3 separate regions of the Homo sapiens genome follow, and all the other regions are linked to region 1. A link is a loop called in an ENCODE intact Hi-C map of the cell type or tissue named here. Cell type or tissue: dorsolateral prefrontal cortex. All regions are shown on one strand. Each heading gives the region's core, and the rest is flanking DNA. Links, peaks and the distances in the headings are about the cores only.

Region 1 (6,548 bases), core at 987-5,986:
CCCCCCACACACACACACACACACACAACCACCAAACCCTCTGGAGGCTCCCACTGCACTTGGAAGAAAGCGCTATTCCCTACTCGCAAGGCCTTGAGAGGTCCAGCCGGCTCACCTCCGCGGGGCCTCCCCTCCCCGTTCTCCCTTTGTTTTCTCTACTCCAGCCTCTCTGGCCTCCTCACTGCTCCTCTGTCTCCCTGAGCTTGTTCCCACTCCGGACATTTACCTTTGCTGGTCCCTCTGTATCTAAGTCCCTGGAGGTACCCAGTGCTATGTGGGTGAAGGGCAAAATAAGGCCAGCTTTTAGTAGCCAGTTTCTCATTCACCCATTAATGCATTTCTTCATTTAAAATCATTTCCCTGAGCACCTACTATGTTGCAGGCCCCGAGGTAGGTGCTGGGGATGAAGCTGTGGAGTATCCTAGTTATATCAACTCTCAGGGTAAGAGGGGCTGACCCTTGACTACCAAACCTTCAGTGGCTCCCTATTGTCCCAGGCCAAAGTTCATACTTCCGATCTCAGAATGCTTGCTTTTCCTATGTGGGTCCAGGTGGCTGTGTTAGTAGCTCTCAGAGTCCCTGAGGCCATTGCCACTGCTGCCGAATTTTTTGTTTGTTTGTTTGTTTGTTTGTTTGTTTGTTTTGAGATGGAATCTCGCTCAGTCACCCAGGCTGGAGTACAGTGGCGCAATCTCGGCTCACTGCAAGCTCTGCCTCCCAGGTTCACACCATTCTCCTGCCTCAGCCTCCCGAGTAGCTGGGACTACAGGCGCCCGCCACCACGCCTGGCTAATTTTTATTGTATTTTTAGTAGACACGGGGTTTCACCGTGTTAGCCAGGATGGTCTCGATCTTCTGATCTCGTGATCTGCCCGTCTCGGCCTCCCAAAGTGCTGGGATTACAGGCGTGAGCCACCGTGCCCGGCCGCTGCTGAATTGTTTTACATTCTCAGGGTTTCTGCTCCTGCCGCCCCCGACCCTGGCACCTGGCTGCGCTCACACAAACATACAGGGGTTGCCTCCTATTCCTCCTGGCTCTTCCTGGCCTTGCTCACATCCACCTTCCCCCCAGAGCCTGGGTGAGTGTTGATGCTTTCTCAGTCCAACATCATTTATTTATTTTGAGACAGGGTCTGGCTCTGTCACCCAGGCTGGAGTGCAGTGGTGCAATCTCGGCTCACTGTAGCCTCAACCTCACAGGCTCAAGCGATCCTCCTACCTCAGCCTCCTTAGTAGCTGGGACTATAGGCACACACCACCATGCCTGGCCTGCGTCATCGTTTAAGGCCCTCAGCCTATCTGTCATTCTTTGTAGAAATATTCTCTCATCAGGACCTCACATCAACCCCATAGCCTAGTTAGGTTGATCTTATCCCTGTTTCACAGATGAGGAAACCAAGGCACAGAGAGGTCAAGTAACTTGCCCAAGGACACACAGCTAGTACAGGGGACTTGAGCCCAGCAAGCTGATCCCAGGTCTGCGTTCTTCACATTCCTGCTCTGCTATCTTCACTATTCAGCTGGGCTTTTCCAGAAATGCTTCCTGCTATCAGGCTGGGAACATGCCCTCATGCGTCCCCACTGCCCGCGGAGGGAGGCCCAGCTCCTGTTCGTTTATAGCCACTCTTTACCTGCTGGCTCTGCAGACCTCCTTCAGTCGGGAGGCCTGCGCTTTCCTTGGCCTGCTCTTCTGAGGCTGCCCTCCAAAGCCCTGGAACATTCTATAATCCCAGTGCTGGGCGCTTCACAGTCATTGCCCTGTGTAGGGCTCTCATTATCCCCATCTTACAGATGGAGGAACAGAGGCTTGGAAAAAGGAGATCATATCTGCCCCACACTGGAAAGCAGGAGACCTGTGGAACCCAGGTCTGTCTGACCAAACACCCCAGCCATGCTCACCTGACGGTCCTCATGCTTAGTGTCGTGATAGCCGACCATGAAAGTTGACTACTATGACCGACCACCACTACTGACCGCCACAGATGGCCACTCCAGCCAGCCACTATAGCTGACTGCTGGAACTGACCACCTGCTCTTAAACACCTGCTGAATCAGGCCTGGTTCCCACTACTCTACCCAGGCAGTCTCACACCATTGCTGGAAGGTTGCTTCTATTTTTCACCCCATTGTATTTATTTATTTATTTATTTAGACTGAGTGTTGCTCTGTTGCCCAGGCTGGAGTGCAGTTGCGTGATCTTCGCTCACTGCAGCCTCAACCTTGCTAGCTCAAGTGATTGTCCCACCTCAGCCTCCCGAGTAGCTGGGACTACAGGCGTGTGCCACCATGCCCAGCTAATTTTTGTATTTTTTGTAGAGACGAGGTTTCACCATGTTGCTCAGCTGGTCTCAAACTCCTGGACTCAAGCGATCTACCCACTTTGGCCTCCCAAAATGCTGGGATTACAGGTGTGAGCCACTGCACCCAGCTTTCACCCTGTGTTAGAGATGAGGGAACTTAGGGTCTGAGAGGGAGCATGACATGACCAAGGTCACTCTGCTAGCAGGGGGCAGGGCTAGACTTAGAACCAGGGCTGGGGGACTGCAAAAGCCTCACACAGCTGCCCTGCATGTCCCAGTGACCAGGCCACCTGCATTTTTGCCCCACCCCAGGGAAACTTGAGTCTCCTGAGAAGGTCTGGCTTTTCTATTGTCCCCACCCAAAGCTCCTTGGGAGTTGACAAGAGGGACCAGCCTTGGGCTTCCGGCTTGGGTGCCCTGGACTTTTCCCATGCAGCTGTCAATGGGCCTTTGTGTGTCCAGGCTGCCTGGCCCTTGTCCACACCACATGGCTTCCTGATGACTTGGGGCGCTCGGCCAGCAGCTGTGTGTGGCCTGGGGACCCATCACCCACTGGGCAGGACGCTCTAAATGCCTTAAGGCAGGGACTTGAGCAGCCCCTAGGCCTTCGCCCTGACTTTTCCCTCTGCCAGGAAAGACCTTTCTTCAAATTCTGCCATGATCGGCAGCTTCTATCCTTCAAGGCACAACTCAAATGCCACCACTTCAAAGAGGTGACCATCTGGCTCACTGGAAGTTGCACTCTAAGAGGGCAGGGGTTTGTCTGCTGGGTAGGGGAGACAGACAATAAAGAAGGCTAGGCAGAGTGGCATAATCCCAGCACTTTGGGAGGCAGAGGCAGGAGGATCACTTGAACCCAGAAGTTTGAGACTAGCCTGGGCAACATAGTGAGACCCTGTCTCTACTAAAAAAAAAAAAAAAAAAAAAAATAGCCGGGTGTGGTGGTGCACACCTGTGGTCCCAGCTACTTGGAGGCTGAGGTGGAAGGATCACTTGAACCCAGGAGGTTGAGGCTGCAGTGAGCCTAGATTGTGCCACTGCACTCCAGCTTGGGTGACAGAGCAAGACCTTGTCTCAAAGCAAAACCAAAAACAACAACAACAAAAACCCAAAAATGTAATAAGTTAACATTTCAACAAGATCCTTTCGGGTCATTGAATGGAGCGTGTCTAGGACAGGGTCTTTCTGAGGTGGTGACATCTGAACAGAAACCTGGATGAAAAGGAGAAACCCCCGTGAGCCCCTGCGGAGCCCAGACGCAGGCACACAGTAGGCGCTCAGTAAATGAATGTGGCTGCGCAGGCCATGGCTCTGACTGCCGTGGGGGCGACTTTCCCCTCCAGGGGGCGCCTGGCAATGTCTGGGGACAGTTTTGGCTGTCACACGGCGCGCGGGGGGAAGGAGGAATGCAACAGACTCCGAGTAGTCGGAGGCCAAGGGTGCGGCTAAGCGTCCTGCCCCGCACAGGTAGCCCGCGGGATGACCCGGTCCCCGCGCGTCCTGGGTGCGGCTCGGGCGCTCCCTGGCGGCTGCACGGGGCATTGCAGCAGTCCCCGAAGAGCCTGGCGATGGGAAAGGTCCGTCCCTGCAGCGCCCGCGTGGTGACACCAGCAGCAGCGTGATAACCGCACCGCGAGCGTGTACCTGTCAACACGAGGGTAAACCCAAACTCCACGTCCACACTGCCAGGCAACTCAGGGTGAATGCATCCGCAACCCACTCCTCATCTCCCGCAGAAACCTGCTCTGCCCACAGCCTTCTTAGCCTTAAGGGCAGCCAGCTCCACCCTCCCCAGAGGCTCAGGGAGTCATTCATCCCCGACTCCTCTCTGTCTGCCACCGACATGTCCCATCCACCAGCTAATCCTGTCTGTTCCACCTTCAGGATACATCCAGACTCTGTCTCCCCACTCCACTGCCCCGCCAAGCCCAGCCGCCATCCTGTGTGCGGTCACCTCCTCCCCGAGCTCGCAGCCTCCACCCTGGGTCCTAACACTCTGGCCTCCTGGTGGAGTGATTCTGCAAGGGCCTAAGTCAGGCCAGGCTCCTCCCCTGCTCAGAACCCTCCATGACTCCCAGCTCACTCACAATGAGAGCCAAGGTCCCTCAATGGCCCTCAAGGCCTAATTTAAAATTGAAACACACTCCAGCCCCACCCTCTCAGTCTTCTGTGCTGCCTTTTTTTTTTTTTTTTTTTTTTTTTTAAGACAGGGTCTCGCTCTGTCACCCAGGCTGGAGTGCAGTGGTGCGATCTCGGCTCACTGCAACCTCCACCTCCCAGGTTCAAGCGATTCTCGTGCCTCAACCTCCCGAGTACCTGAGAGGCACGCCACCACGCCCAGCTAATTTTTGTATTTTTAGTAAAGGCAGGGTTTCACCATGCTGGCCAGGCTGGTCTCAAACTCCTGACCTCAAGTGATTCACCAGCCTCGGCCTCCCAAAGTGCTGGGATTACAGGCGTGAGCCACCGCGCCCAGCCTTTTTGAGAAAGGGTCTCGCTGTGTCACCTGGACTGGAGTTCAGTGACACAATCACGGCTCACTGCAGCCTCGATCTCGACTAGGCTCAGGCAATCCTCCCACCTCAGTCTCCCAAGTAGGTGGGACTACAGGCATGAGCCACCATGCCCAGCTAATTTTTTGTGTTTTTAGTAGAGACAGGGTCTGTACTATGCTATGTTGCCCAGGCTGGTTCCAAACTCCTGGGATCAGGTGATCCTCCCGCCTCAGCCTCCCAAAGTGCTGGGATTACAGGTGTGAGCCACCGTGCACAGCTTTTACTCTATTTTTATATACAGCAAGAATCACCAAGTGCCATATATTTTACTTATTTGTCTTGCTTATTGCCCATCCTCTCTTTGTGAACAGCTGCTGGGGGCAGGGATGGGCTGTGTCTTTCTGGTCACTGGCATCTCTCCAGCACTCAGCACTGTGTCTGGCACTCAGTAGGTGCTCAACGAATATTTGTTGAATGAATGGATGGGTGGGTGGATGGACGGATGGGGATGGATGGATAGATGGATGGATGGTTGGATAGATGGATGGGTAGGTGGATGGATGGGTGGATGGATGGATCTGCCAATAGCAGCATAGCGGTTTAAGAGCACAAATCCCAGCCTCACATTAGAACTTTGGGGGTTCTGGTTCCACCTCCACCACCTACAAGCTGTGCAAGCTTGGATGGGCTAGATGACCTCTCTGGCCCTCAGCTTCCCAACAGGAATAAAAAGAACACCCACCTTGTGTTCTGACAGCATTAAACCCCTTAATCCATGTAAATCCACAGCTGAGCCTGGGCTCAGGCACACAGTAGGTGCTTAGTAAACATATGCAGATGGACAGATGCCAGGGCAGTGGTTCTGACTGCTCTGGGGTAAGCAGTAGGTGCTGCATAGGGACAAGTGTCTTACTTTAGTCACTGTTCCCAGCCTACCTCCTCCCCTCTCCACTCGCTAAACCCCTGAAGGGTAGGGATCATGTCTCAGTCATCTTTCTTTGCACATAGTAGGTGCTCATTAAGTGCTGGCATTGAGAGGAGGACACTGATGTTGGAGGAGTGCCTCCTGTTTGCCCTGCAAACTGAGAGGCAGATTCTCCTACCCCACCTTACAGGTGAAGAAACCGAGGCTCAGGGACCCCTGAGAGCAGAGGGAAGGGACGTCATTCTGCAGAGTGACCAGCAGGGGGCGAGCGGGACTGCTCTGTGGCTCCGAGGACCCAGCGGCAGGTGCACTGCTCTGAGAGTGAACGCTGCCTTACATTTTGCACGGTAGGCACCTCGCTTTTCTCACCTTAGTACCAGCCCTGGTCGGAAGGGCCCTGTCACACCAGGACACGCCTTTCTTCTGCCTTGCATCGAGCGCTTATGCTCTCCCAGGCGCTGTGCTAAGGGCTTCCCACATATATTAGCTCATGTGGTCTTCATGACAGCAGATGTGCGGCAGGTCCTGTTACTGCCCCCTTTCTGCAGAGGTGATAGCTGAGTCCAGGAGAGGTCACTAGCCAGAGGTAATGCCGTTCCACCATTGCATGTTGCATGTACGAAGGCAGATCTCATGCCTTCGGATCACATGCCATGATTGTGTAAAAACATGTGTGTGGACTCGTTTGCAGAGGGGTGCATGTACCTGCATGAAAGAAGGGAAGCAGACATTTGTGACCAAGAAGGTGGACAGTGGCAGAGCACAAGAGTTTGTCTAAGTTATTACATCCATGACCTTTCCATGTCAGAGAAGCGGGGAGCTGGGGGA
Region 2 (6,548 bases), core at 733-5,732, 280 kb after region 1:
AGTGTGATAATCCCTGCACCGGAAAAGCATGTTCAGTAAGAAACAGTCTAGACTAGAGTTTAGAGCTTGGCTTGGGGGTCTGAGCAGTTCAGGGTCAAATCTCATTTCTGCCATTTGCTAGGTATGTGACCTTGGGCACCTCTTTGTATCTCAGTCAACTCATCTGGAAAGCAGAGATCCTAAAAGTATCCATGTTAGATTCTTGCAATGTTTCATTGGCATACGGTGTGTTAGTGTGACTTCACCTCCTTCTACGCTCTCCCTCACTCACTCTGCTCCTGCCCAATGGCCTCTCTTGCTCCTCAGTGCAGCAGGCACGCTCTACCTCAGGGCCTTTGCACTCGCCGTCCCTCTGCCTGGAAAGCTATTCCTCCAGAGATCCACATGGCTCCTCCCTCATTTCCTTTGGGTGTCCGTCCAAATATCACCTCCTTTCTGTTACCCTCCTTGATCAGGCTTTTAAAAATAATGGCTGGGCACGGTGGCTCACACCCATAATCCCAGCACTTTGGGAGGCTGAGGCGGGCAGATCGCTTGAGCCAAGGTGTTCAAGACCAGCCTAGGTAACATGGTGAAACCCCGTCTCTACAAAAAATACAAAAGTTAGCCAAGCATGGTGGTGCATCCTGTAGTCCCAGCTACTCGGGAGGCTGAGGTGAGAGGATCACCTGAGCCCAGGAGGTTGAGGCTGCAGTGAGCTGGGATTACACCACTGCACTTCAGCCTGGGCAACAGGGCAAGACCCAGAAAAGAAAAAAAAAATTAACAACCCCCAGGACATCATCCTTACTCTGCTTTCTCTCCTAACATTCATCTCCCATCTGACAAATTATAGATTTATTTGCCCGATGTCTGCCTCCTCCCAGCATAAGGGAAGGGACCTTACTGTCTGCATAAGGGAAGGGACCTCAGCTGTTTTCTTCACTGCAGAATCCCTAGTGCCCAGAACAGTACCTAGCACATGCTCAACACTGAATGAATGAAGGAATATAAAGAGCTTGGAATAATCCTCAACTCATAGGAAGCGCTCAATCGATGTAAGCCAGTATTATAATTAGTATGTGTGAAGTGCTTTCCAAGATACCCTCACCCCACGGGAGGCAGTCTAGAGGGATAATGTAAGCCAAATCTGGGTCAAACCCTGCTGTGTGACCTTGACTAAGTCACACTGCCTCTCTGAGTTGGTTTGCCCATCTATAAAATGAGAGTAACCAAATCTGGCCTTTAAGGGACTCGTGAGGGTTCAATGACCATGCAAGCTCCCTTTTCTTGGATACTTTCTGGATGTCAGAAACTGTCCTAGGTCCTCACCTTGCACAATCTCACTTAGCCCTCACCCCTGACCGATGGGGAAGTCCTCTCATTATCTGTATCTTCAGATGAGGCACTTAGTGATCCGAGAGGTGATGAGATTTGCCCAAGTTTACACCACCGGAAGTGGCAGGAGTCCGGCTCCTAACTGGCTGGTCTCTTTGGACCCTGGGATTGGGACCCTGCTGGCCCCCGCCCTGGCCAGGGAGCAGCATCTCTCTCCCAGGGTGCTATCTCAGGCAGCAGAGATGCCCTGGGCTCTACAGCCACACCTGCCCATGCCCGAGTCCTGTCGCTCACCCTTTGGCCCCACCACCGTCCCCGTAGCAGCGCCGGCTCCTGGTGTCCTGGGCAGGCCATTCACTCCTCACACAGACCGTGTGGCCCTGACTCAGATACCTTGTCCACTGGGCATGGGGTGCCCTCGCCTGCCCGCAGCTCCCTGGAATGGACCCCAACTGGAACTGGACACAGTACCTGCAGCCACACAGGGAGATACCACCTCAAGTACCCATGAGCATTTATGAAGCACCTACTGTACATCCAGCCCTATCTTAGGCCCAGGTTGGTACAATTTCTCCCTGATACAGGAATCTTTTGTGCAACCCAATTGGCCTCAACAGGTTGCATACAACAAGATTCAACTTCTGCTTTTCAAGTTAACATTATTCAGGGTTTACCATGTACCAGGCAGACCCTATTCTAAGCACTTTATCCAAAAGACTGAGTGTTTTATTTCTCATCTGTTTTCCCCATTAGAAGGCTGGCTCCATAATGCCAGGAATGTTCATTTGTTTTGTTTACTGTTGGGTCCAACTCCTAGAATTATATCCAGCTCAGTTTTTAAAATGTTAAATAAGTCATTGGGGCCGATGGAATATGGAACCCCTGCAAGGTAGGTGTTTCCCCTAGTTTACAGATTAGGAAACGGAGGATCAGAGAGAAAACTCGCCCAAGGCCACATACCTAATAAGCAGTGGGATGTAAAATGGAACCATCTCTGCTGAAAATAAGCCTAAATAGATACTCTTAAGCTCTCCACTGTGTTTTTTCTTTTCTTTGTTTGTTTGTTTGTTTGTTTGAGACGGAGTTTTGCTGGTGTTGCCCGGGCTGGAGTGCAATGGCACAATCTCGGTTCACCGCAACAAACTCCACCTCCCTGACTCAAGTGATTCTCCTGCCTCAGCTTCCCGAGTAGCTGGATTTACAGGCATGTGCCACCACGCCTGGCTAATTTTGTATTTTTAGTAGAGACGGGGTTTCTCCATGTTAGTCAGGCTGGTCTTGAACTCCTGACCTCAGGTGATCCACCCACCTCAGCCTCCCAAAGTGCTGGAATTACAGGCGTGAGCCACCGCGCCCGGCACGTTCTTTCAAAAGATCCTATTTTATTAAAAAGATTTGCCACAAAAAAAAAAAAAAAGAAAGAAAGAAAAAGAAGAGAAAAGAAAAAGATTTGCCTCAAAAAAAAAGAGGGAAAAAAAAAAAAAAAAGGCCAGGCGCGGTGGCTCACTGCAGTGGCCAACTTGATGAAACCCTGTCTCTACTAAAAATACAAAAATTAGCCAGGCGTGGTGGCTCGCGCCTGTAGTCCCAGCTACTTGGTAGGCTGAGACAGGAGAACGGCTTGAACCCCGGAGGCAGAGGTTGCAGTGAGCTGAGATGGCGCCACTGCACTCCAGCCTGGTCAACAGAGTGAGACTCGGTCTCAAAAAACAGAAGAAAAAAAGATTTGCAATGAGAATTCTTTAAAAGGAAAGCCCCCCCATTCAAGGGTATCTGAAATAAGACCCAGAATTTGCCAAATTTTACTTCCACCCAACTTTTTCTACAAGGAGCAGTAAATAGCACCCCCTGCTGGAGGAGACGCGGCGTGTCAAGGACTCGTGAATGACTCTGTGTGAATCTGCTGCCCCCTGGTGGCCAGAGGAGCCCACGGTTTTCTTCCAGGTGCAGCCGAAAGCCCATCCCCAGTCCTTCCCTCTCTGATCTGCCCCCATATCCCCTCGGGAATCTGTCCCCTACCAGAAGTCTGTGATAACTAGAAATTGCGTCTTCCCCATACAATTTCTCTTCCCCTTTTGGCAGTTTGTTTGGAAACTTCTTGCCCTCGCCCTATGGTCTTGGAGGGGCCATCACTCAGCCGGCCTGGCCGTGGCTCCCACAGCTGCCACTAAGGCGGGTATGTGATTGGAGTTGACCGACCAGAGTTCCCCATCTTCCTGGCCACGACGACTGGTTCAGGGATGGGCCCAGGATCCAAGCAGACCCAATCGGGGTCTCCTCCAGATATGATCCGCTGAGACTTCCAAGAGGACACTTTTGGGGTTACTGATCTGGGAGGATGTGGGGCTGCTTATCCCCACAATCTCTGCAAGATGCCCATCTTGACCACCACAGGGAAAGAGCCTGCTTGAGAATAAAGTCAACCCATGGAGCGAGTGACAGAAAGAGAGGGGACGAGAGCCAGCCCTGACGGCCTTACACACACCGTTGGCGCCAGCCCTGCTTGAAGTAATGTTATTTCAGAACTTCCCTCCCGGTTATCTAAACCAATACTTCACCTTTTCACTTGACGCAGTCTGAGCTAAGTTTCTGTCACTTGCAATCAAAAGAATCCTAACCCTTTTAGTTCTCCTGTCCATCTCCATTGCCACTGACTTAGTTCAGACCTTATTCTTTCAACTGATATTTACTGAGTACCTATCATGAGCCAGGCACTGTCCTGGAAATTTGACCTCAGCTCCGCGATCCCACAACACGCTGATCTGTCGCCAGTCCCCACAATCCATCCTTCACAAGGTACGACGAAACCACCCTGGTCCAAACCACCTTCTTCCCTCGCCTGGACCACTGCAATTGCCTCCTCATTGGTCTCCCGAGTTACCCCCTTGCTTCTCCTCTATCCATTGTCCAAGTAGGATCCCAAGGAATCCTGTGAAGACTTAAGTCAGATCATGTCACTCCTCTGCTAAAAACCCTACCATGACTCCCACCTCATGAGAGAAAGTGCGCAACTCCTCAACACAGCCTACAGGCCCCACAGGATCTACCTCCTACCTTGTTATCTTTTCAACCTCATTTCCTACTCTCTCCCTGCACTCAAACTATACCCGCCTTCTTGCTGATCCTTGAACACACTAGGCATGCCCTGCCCCAGAACTTTTGCACTTGCTGTTTCCCTCTTCCAGGCACACTCTTCCCCCAGATCTCCTCCTCCAGATCTTAGTTCAAATGTCACCTTCTCAGGGCACCCCTACCCCCTTCCCTGCTTTATCTTCTCCATGGCACTTAGGCTCCAACATGTTATTTGTTTTTTGTCTCTCTCCTCCCACTAGACTGTCCACTCAATGAGGACCAAGTATTTCTGTCTTTTTTGTTCCTTGCCATAACCCAAGGACTAGCACAGTACCTGTCACATAGTAGGCACTCAATCAAAGTTGAATGAATGGGTGAATGAATGAAGTTGAATGGAGACCAATCATTGGGGACTTTAAAATCCATGTTAATGAGCTTGCAGGTGTAACAAGGTGACAAACGGGGAGATATGGATGTTGCCAAAGTAAGAGAAAGACGTGATAAATGAAATTTTGGGCCGGGCACGGTGGCTCACGCCTGTAATCCCAGCAATTTGGGAGGCTGAGGCAGGCAGATCACCTGAGGTCAGGAGTTCGAGATCAGTCTGGCCAACATGATGAAACCCCGTCTCTACTAAAAATACAAAAATTAGCCTGGCGTGGTGGTGTGTGCCTGTAATCCCAGCTACTCAGGAGGCTGAGGCACAAGAATGGCTTGAACCCGGGTGGCGGATGTTGCAGTGAGCTGAGATCACACCACTGAGCTCCAGCCTGGGCAACAGAGCAAGACTCCATCTCCAGAAAAAAAAAAAGAAAAAGAAAAAAAAGAAACTTAGTTCAAGGAAACATGTTCACAAATTTTAGTTTGACTTTAGGTTGATTGATTTTCACTTACCCTGCTGTTGCCTGTTTCTTGGGACTATCTCACTTTTCCCACTCTTTCCCGTAGCTGCCTGTGGTTATCAAAGCAGGGACTGTGGGTCAAGGAGAAAACAGAGTTAGGGCGGACCACATCCCAGGCTATGGCACCATAGGGACACCGAGCTTGGTACCTCTGGTATCCAAGTCACTTACAAGACAGCCCTAAAGAGACTGTAGGATCTTTGAACTGGGTAGATAATCCCTACCAGTGCCCTTTATAGTGCTGGAAGCAGGATCATAGTTATCTCTGAGACTTCAGGGCCTGGTGTGGTCTCAAAAATTCTTTTTGAATGAATGATTTGCTGAATGAATAAGTGAATGATTTTTTTAATAGAGTAGATAAAAGAGTTAGTCAGCCAGGAGCAATGTCTCATGCCTGTAATCCCACCATTTTGGGAGGCCGAGGGAGGAGGATTGCTAGAGCCCAAAAATTTGAGACCAGCCTAGGCAACATGGTGAAACCTCATCCTGCAAAAATTAGCCAGATGTGATGGCGTGCACCTGTAGTCTCAGCTACCTGGGAAGCTAAAAGGGGAGGATCACCTGAGCTCAGAAGATCAAGGCTGCAGGGAGCCATGATTGCATCACTGTCCTCCAGCCTTGGGCAATACAGCAAGACCTAGACTCAAAAAAACAAAACAAAAAAAAAACAGAAAAACAAACAAACAAAAAAAAAAAACAAAGAAAAAAGAGTCAATAACTATCAGCACCATAGGAAAGGCAAAAAATTAATTAAATAATTTTAAAAGAAGAAAATAAAATGTTTAAAGTCAATGACTAAATGAATAAATGGATAGATAGCTGAAATGATGGAAGAAAGGAAGAATGGATGTATAATAGGTAGATAAATGGGAAGATGAGAGGCTGGAAGAAAAGGAGAGACAGAGAGATGAGTAGAAAGATGGATGGGTGGAAGAGAGGATGAATGGAAAGGATGGATGGAGAGTTGACAAGTGGATGGATAGGTGAATGAATAAAAAATGGATGGGTAGATAGATGGATGGATAGCTGGATGGATGGATGGATGGATGGATGGATGGATGGATGGGAAGATAGAAGAATGGAAGAAGGTAGAATGGAAGAAGATAGAAGAATGCAGAGAGATGAGTGGAAATGGCTAGATGAACGAGTAGATGGATGGATGGATGGATGGATGGATGGATGGGAGAATAGATGAATGAGTGAATGTAACAATGGAAGGATGGAAGAAAGGAGGTATAGGGGGATGGATTGATAGAA
Region 3 (6,548 bases), core at 1,066-6,065, 160 kb before region 1:
ACAGTTCTGTCCAGAGAGACCTCGGTTCAAGGTGACCCCCCGCAACCTCCCACTCACAAGCAGGCCAGCTGGTTTCTCTGAAAGTCTCGGCCCTGGGCCAGTGTTTTATTTCTTTCTGGGATGGGCCCCTATCTAGGAGTTTTTTTTCCCTTGGAACCTTGGAGAATGACTCATGAGGACTTTCAATGGGCAGCAAGTGCCCTGGTGACATAGGGTCACATCCTGTTACTCAAGAAGGCAGGTCCTGGGTAGATCCCAGGGAGGTGAGTTGGTGGGGGATAAAGAGCTCCTGTGTGGCCAGCAGCTGGCTGCAGTTCCCCAGGAAACAGCTTCCGGCAGACACTCAATCTCCAGTTGTAACAGGTGGTGTGGAGTCCGCTGTCCCAGGGAGTGGGCTCAAGGCCTAGTCCTGCCAATGAACTTGCTGTAGAAACTTTTCTGTCTATCAAATGAGGTGAGGTCCATGGAAAACCTAAAGGTTGCCTGTTGAATACTCATCCTGTTCCTTCTTTTTTACTTACAGAACCCCAACTGGGGGTGGGGGACATTGGACAACAATGTGTCTAAGGGGAGGCTGGGCCTCTCTCTGGCCCCAGTGTTTGTGTGTCCAAATGCATGCACAAGTGTGTGTGTGTGTGTGTGTGTAGCTGCAAGCACACAGGAAAATGTATACATCTTGTTTATCTTGTTTATCCACGAATCCCAGCTCCAAGACATCTTCCTGGAGGGATGGCCAAGGCACATGATGACAGTCTACATTCTTCTCATTTTGTTTTTTCTAGTTTGTTTCATTTTTTCCTTTTCTTGTTTTCTTTTGTTTGCTTTTGTGTGTGTGTATGTTTCTGTTTCTTACTTTTTGTTATTTTAAATTTTATTTATTTTTCTTCTCACTTTTTTATTTTGGAGACAGAGTCTCGCCCTGTCACCCAAGCTGGAGTGCAGTGGTCCAATGTCGGCTCATTGTAACTTCTGCCTCCCAGGTTCAAGTGATTCTCCTGCCTCAGCCCCCCGAGTAGCTGGGATTAACAGGCATGTGCCACCGCGCCCAGCTAATTTTTGTATTTTTAGTAGAGACGGGGTTTTACCATGTTTGCCAGGCTGGTCTCAAACTCCTGACCTCGGGCAATCGCCTGCCTCAGCTTCCTAAAGTGCTAGGATTACAGGCCTAAGCCACCGTGCCCAGCCTCATTTTTTTTTTTCTTTTTTTTGAGATGGTCTCCCTCTGTCACCTAGGTTGGAATGCACTGGTGCAATAATTGCTCACTGCAGCCATGACCTCCCATGCTCAAGCAATCCTCCCACCTCAGCCTCCCACGTAGCTGGGACTACAGGTGAGTGCCACCATACCCGACTAATTTTTGTATTTTTTGTAGAGATGGAGTTTTGCCATGTTGCCCAGGCTGGTCTCCAACTCCTGGGCTCAAGTGATCCTCCGACCTCGGCCTCCCAAACTGCTGGGATTACAGTCTTGAGCCACTGCACCCGGCCTATTCTCACTTTCTGAATGGCTTTGGGCAAGTCACAATCTCTGTGTGCTTCAGTTTCTTCTCTGAAGTGGGAATGGCAAGCTGGACACCCTGAGCGTGTGTCTGTAGTCCCAGCTTCTGGGGCTGAGGCCAGGGGTTCAAGGCTATAGTGTGCCATGATCACTCCTACGAATAGCCAGTGCACCCCAACTCGAAAAAAATTTAAAAGACCAGGCATAGTGGCTCACACCTATAATCCCAGTACTTTGGGAGGCCAAGGTGAGAGGATCACTTGAGCCCAGGAGTTGGAGACCAACCTGGGCAACATAATGAGACTCTGTCTCATTTATAACGACAACAACAACAAAAGGTAAAAAATAAACAGTGGGGGCTCATGTGAGAAAAGCTATAAAAACAGAGAATATTGGCTGTTAAATATTGATGTTTGCAGGTTGTCAGGAAAGGAATCTTGTAGAGAATATAGAACTCCTGGCCCCTTTCCTAAAGGTTCTGATGCAGTGGGTCTGGCATGGGGCCAGGCCTCTGTTAGCAAGGGCCCCAGTGACGTTTATCAGTTAGCGAATTTGAAAATCACTGTCTTAGGCCGGGCGCGGTGGCTCATGTCTGTAATCTCAGCACTTTGAGAGGCCGAGGCAGGTGCATCACCTGAGGTCAGGAGTTCCAGATCAGCCTGGTCAACACAGTGATACCCCGTCTCTACTAAAAATACAAAAAATTAGCTGGGTGTGGTGGCAGGCACCTATAATACCAGCTACTCGGGAGGCTGAGGCAGGAGAATTGCTTGAACCCGGGAGGCCGAGGTTGCAGTGAGCCAAGATCATGCCACTGCACTCCAGCCTAGGCAACAAGAGTGAAACTCCATCTCAAAAAAAAAAAAAAAAAAAAAAAAGGAAAAGAAAATCACTGGCTTGGGAGAAATTCCAATTCCTGACTTTGCCCCTTATACCTGAACAAGTCATCACACTTCCATAATCCTGATTTCCTCATCTCTAAAATAATAATAATATGGCTGGACACAGTGGCTCACACCTGTAATCCTAACACTTTGGAAGGCCGAGGCAGGTGGATCACTTGAGGTCAGAATTTCGAGACCAGCCTGGGCAACATGGTGAAACCCTGTCTCTACTAAAAATACAAAATAATTAGCCGGGCGTGGTGGCAGACATCTGTAATTCCAGCTACTCGGGAGGATGAGGCAGGAGAATCGCTTGAATCCGGCAGGCAGAAGTTGCAGTGAGCCAAGATAGTGCCACTGCACTCCAGCCTGGGTACCAGAGCAAGACTGTCTCAAAAAATAAAAAAATAAATAATAATAATAATAATAAAAATATTACTAACCTCAGTGGTTCCTAGTAGGAGTTGACGACGGTTCTCAACCGAGGGTGATTTTTTTTTCCCCAGAGGATATTTGACAATGTCTGGAGAAAGTTTTGGTTACAACCAGGTGTGGTGTTGCCCCTGGCATCTGTGAATGGAGGCCAGGGATGTTGCTAACCATCAGACAACACACAGGACAGCCCCCGAAGCAAAGAATGAGCCAGCCCAAAATGTCAGTAGCGCCAAGGTTGGGAAACTCTGGGTTAAACTTATTAATGCACCATGTGCTCTCAGGAGGGTAGAGGCCAAGAAGCATTTTCTGTTGACTTAGCACAAACAAAGTTGCCCACAACATAAAGGGCTTTCCCAGTCCAGGAAAATGGAGTAAAGTGCTGGGTGTGAAGAAGGTCAGAGCCAGAGTGAGACCCATTGTTCTGCATGAGAGGGGGTGGGGAGAGTGGCAGTGACGCCAGAAATCTCTGAGTGTGACTCACTGAGAGAAGCCAGCTGGATGGCAGGGTTGCCAGAGCCTTTGTTCCAAGCTGCATTTGAGTAGTGAGCTTGAGGTTTTTCCACAGAAGGTGGGTACTCATTGAAAGGGACTTCGTTTTCTGAAGTTGCTTGTTGCTCCCCCCGCCCTTTTGTTGTTGTTGAGACGGAGTCTCCCTCTGTCGCCCAGGCTGGAGTGCAGTGGCACAATCTCTGCTCACTGCAACCTCCGCCTCCCTGGTTCACGCCATTTTCCTGCCTCAGCCTCCCAAGTAGCTGGAAGTACAGGCGCCCGCCACCATGCCTGGCTAATTTTTTGTATTTTTAGTAGAGACGGGGTTTCACTGTGTTAGCCATGATAGTCTCGATCTCCTGACCTCGTGATCCACCTGCCTCGGCCTCCCAAAGTGCTGGGATTACAGGCATGAGCCACCTCGCCCAGCCCCACTTTTTATATTAAGAAAATATTGACCGTCTAGATCAGTGGTTCAGGAGTGATTTTTGTCTCCCAGGGGACATTTAGCAATGTCTGGAGGCACTGACATAACTGGGGAGGAGGGTTCTCTGGGCATCTGGTGGGTGGAGGTCAGGCCTGCCCCTAAACCTCCTACAGTGAACAGGACAGCCCCCACCCCCACCCCCACTCAAGGATTATTTGGCCCAAAATCTAAATAGTGCTGGTGTTGTGAAACTCCAAATTATATGGCAAAATCCTGTCTCTACTAAAAATACAAAAATTAGCCGGGCCCGGTGGCGCATGCCTGTAGTCCCAGCTACTCAGGAAGCTGAGGCACAAGAATTGCTTGAACCTGGGAGGTGGAGGTTTCATTGAGCCGAGATAGCACCACTGCACTCCAGCCTGGGTGACAGAGCGAGACTCTTGTCTTAAAAAAAAAAAAAAAAAAAGAAAAGAAAAAGAAAAAATAATAAACTCCAAGTTATATAAAAATGTCATTATTGGGGTCCAAACCACCCCTACCGCTTAGGAGGTGGTAGGGGAACAGGTTTGAGGAGGGAGCCTGAATTCTTTCTGTTTGGTCAGGTCAAGTCGTACCGAGATCATTTGAGAGCCAGAAAGGGGCCCTAGAGGTATTTTGCAGTGTTTCTTGAGGCCCCACTCTGTGCCACGCCCCCTGCCCTCTGACTGCAGGCATCTTGGAGAGAGGTATCACCTCAGAGCTGGAGAAATGTCAAGCTAGTTGAATAACAGGCACCAAAGGTTTTGAGGGGTGCAGAGCGAAGAGCCTTGGGCTGAGAGTTTGAGTCCTGACTGTTTCAGTGAGACCAGCAAGCGCTTTCTCTCTCCAGCTTCTCCATTTCCACCTTTGCAAACTCTGGACTCCAAGGACGCAAGATGGCCGGAAACAAGATGGTGGAGGTAAGGGAGATGCTGAGAGCTGGACAGAGGCTCTGGCACCACTGAAGTTCCCAGAAGTCAGGGCAGAGTTGGGGTCCAAGGAGGTCCAACCATGAGGACAGAGTGTAAGTGGATGTAGGGCATAGCAGAGGACCTGGCCACCTTTTAGTTGAAGAGGAAGTGATGAACAGAGAGAGAAGGTTGTTAGGAGGAGGAGGTGACAGAGAAGATAACATTTCTCCAACTGGAGTTAAGGTCTCAAGCTACATAGGGTGTGGCTGCAGATCCTGGAGGTTGGTTTTACCACTGAAAATCCCATGTCTCCAGAATATCTTTAGTCCCAGGCAAATCAGGATGGTTGATCTTCCTGCCCAAACTGCCCACTCCCAATCCCCTTCCCCTTGCCTTCTTCTATTAGAGAGACCAGGAAGCTAAATACTTGGTTCTCCAGTGGAGGCAGTGAGACATGGTTCAGGAAAATGAGATGTAGGCTGAAGTCCACTGGGAAGGCATTCCTTCTGAAATATAGACACAAAGTCTTGCCAGGAAAAAACATTTGGCCCTTCCTTCCCCTTCTTTAAGTAGCAGAATCTCTGTAATTTTTTTTTTTTTTTCGAGACAGGGTCTCACTCCGTCACCCAGGCCAGAGTGCAGTGGCACTATTATAGTTCACTGCAGCCTTGAACTCTTGAGCCCAAGCATTTCCTTGCCTCAGCCTCTCAAGTAGCTGGGACTACAGGCATGTGCCAACATGCCCAGCTACTTTAAACTTTTTTTTTTTTTTTTTGTAAAGGCAAGAGTCTCACTTTGCTGCCCAGGCTGGTCTCAAACCTCTAGGCTCAAGTAATCCTTCCACCTCAGCCTCTCAAAGTGCTGGGATTACAAGAGTGAGCCACCACACCTAGCCATAATCCCTGAGATTTGGCTGGACAGTCAAAAGCTACATTTCCCCACATGTAGATATGGCCATCTGATCACATCCTGGCCTATGAGATGTGAACAAAAGTGCCAAGTGCAGCTTCCATGCCAGTTCCTTAGAGCAACAGAGTATACCCTTCCTTGCCATTGCTTGGTTAATGGACTCAGACGATGAATGGGCCAACCGATTCACTCCTTGAATGAACATGTTTGTTTGACCTGTGCAACATCAGTGCCTTCTTCTGATCATAGCACCCCAATTTTCCTTCAGACAATGAAGCAAAGGCTATAGGTGCCCTGGCCATTGTCCTAACCTTCAATGCACGCTGGCCCAAGCTTCGTCTCTTTGTCTGAGGACTTTCTCAGACCAGCAGGGACCATGCTCTTCCATGCTGGAAGTTCTGGGCAAAAACTCTCCTGCTAGCAACTGTCAGACAATGACTGACAGAAGTTGGTAGATGAATACCCCAGCTCCCTCAGCACTAAGATGGGATAACATTGAGGTCTATGTTTGCTATGGTTTGAATGTGTCCCCCCAAAAGCATGTATTGGAAACTTAATCCGCAATTCAAATGTGCTGGGGAGTGGAGCCTAATGGAGCCCTCATGAGAATGGATTAATGCCAGTTGTGAAAGGGCTTGCGGCTGCGAGTTCAATCTCTTGTTCACCCTCACCTTCTCTTACGTTTTCACCTTCCACCATGAATGATGCAGCATGAAGGCCCTTGCCAGATGACAGCACTATGCCCTTGGACTCCCCAGCCTCCATAACCATGGGCCAAATAAACTTCTATTGTTTTAAATTGCCCAGTCTGTGGTATTCTATCATAACAGCACAAAATAGACTAAAACAATGCTCTACACTGGCTGCCAGAGTTCCCTGATGGGATTGTGCTCCAGTTGTCCACAGTAGTAACTTGCTGGATAATACTTCCTGTTTCCGCAGGCTTCTCTTCTCTGTCTCATTCCCTCAATCCCCTA

The links. Peaks named below come from ENCODE experiments on the same cell type or tissue, not always from the same donor. Only the 100,000 strongest peaks of a DNase experiment are listed, where the experiment ranks them.
Region 2: a loop joins it to region 1, with 2.2 times the contacts of the local background. A loop is called at or near these places in 76 of 110 quality-filtered maps.
Region 3: a loop joins it to region 1, with 13 times the contacts of the local background. A loop is called at or near these places in 15 of 110 quality-filtered maps.

Annotation. Positions count from the first base shown.
Region 1 is chr20:49,608,541-49,615,088 of GRCh38, reverse strand. No RefSeq gene overlaps it. Among named protein-coding and RNA genes, the nearest start is that of PTGIS, 44 kb to the right of the region's middle. RefSeq lists a silencer at 3,788-3,907 and an enhancer at 3,633-4,133. In dorsolateral prefrontal cortex, for the core only: CTCF peaks have their summits at 2,762, 3,631 (motif pointing right), 3,830 (motif pointing left), 5,970 (motif pointing right) and 1 weaker place; DNase peaks (open chromatin) are centred at 2,778 and 3,828; H3K4me3 peaks cover 911 bases; H3K27ac peaks cover 930 bases.
Region 2 is chr20:49,330,760-49,337,307 of GRCh38, reverse strand. It overlaps LOC105372649 (a long non-coding RNA gene), which reads right to left. Exons shown (of 4, transcript XR_001754659.2): 1 at 5,853-6,548; 2 at 5,284-5,362. Among named protein-coding and RNA genes, the nearest start is that of SNORD12, 53 kb to the right of the region's middle. RefSeq lists an enhancer at 3,071-3,130. In dorsolateral prefrontal cortex, for the core only: CTCF peaks have their summits at 2,986 and 3,191 (motif pointing left); DNase peaks (open chromatin) are centred at 2,676 and 3,207.
Region 3 is chr20:49,769,134-49,775,681 of GRCh38, reverse strand. LOC105372652 (a long non-coding RNA gene) reads left to right here and starts at 311. Exons shown (of 3, transcript XR_936825.3): 1 at 311-454; 2 at 4,602-4,671. RefSeq lists a silencer at 195-343 and enhancers at 3,194-3,832, 5,460-6,308, 6,309-6,548. In dorsolateral prefrontal cortex, for the core only: no CTCF peak of the experiment used is centred there; DNase peaks (open chromatin) are centred at 2,023 and 3,291; H3K27ac peaks cover 1,375 bases.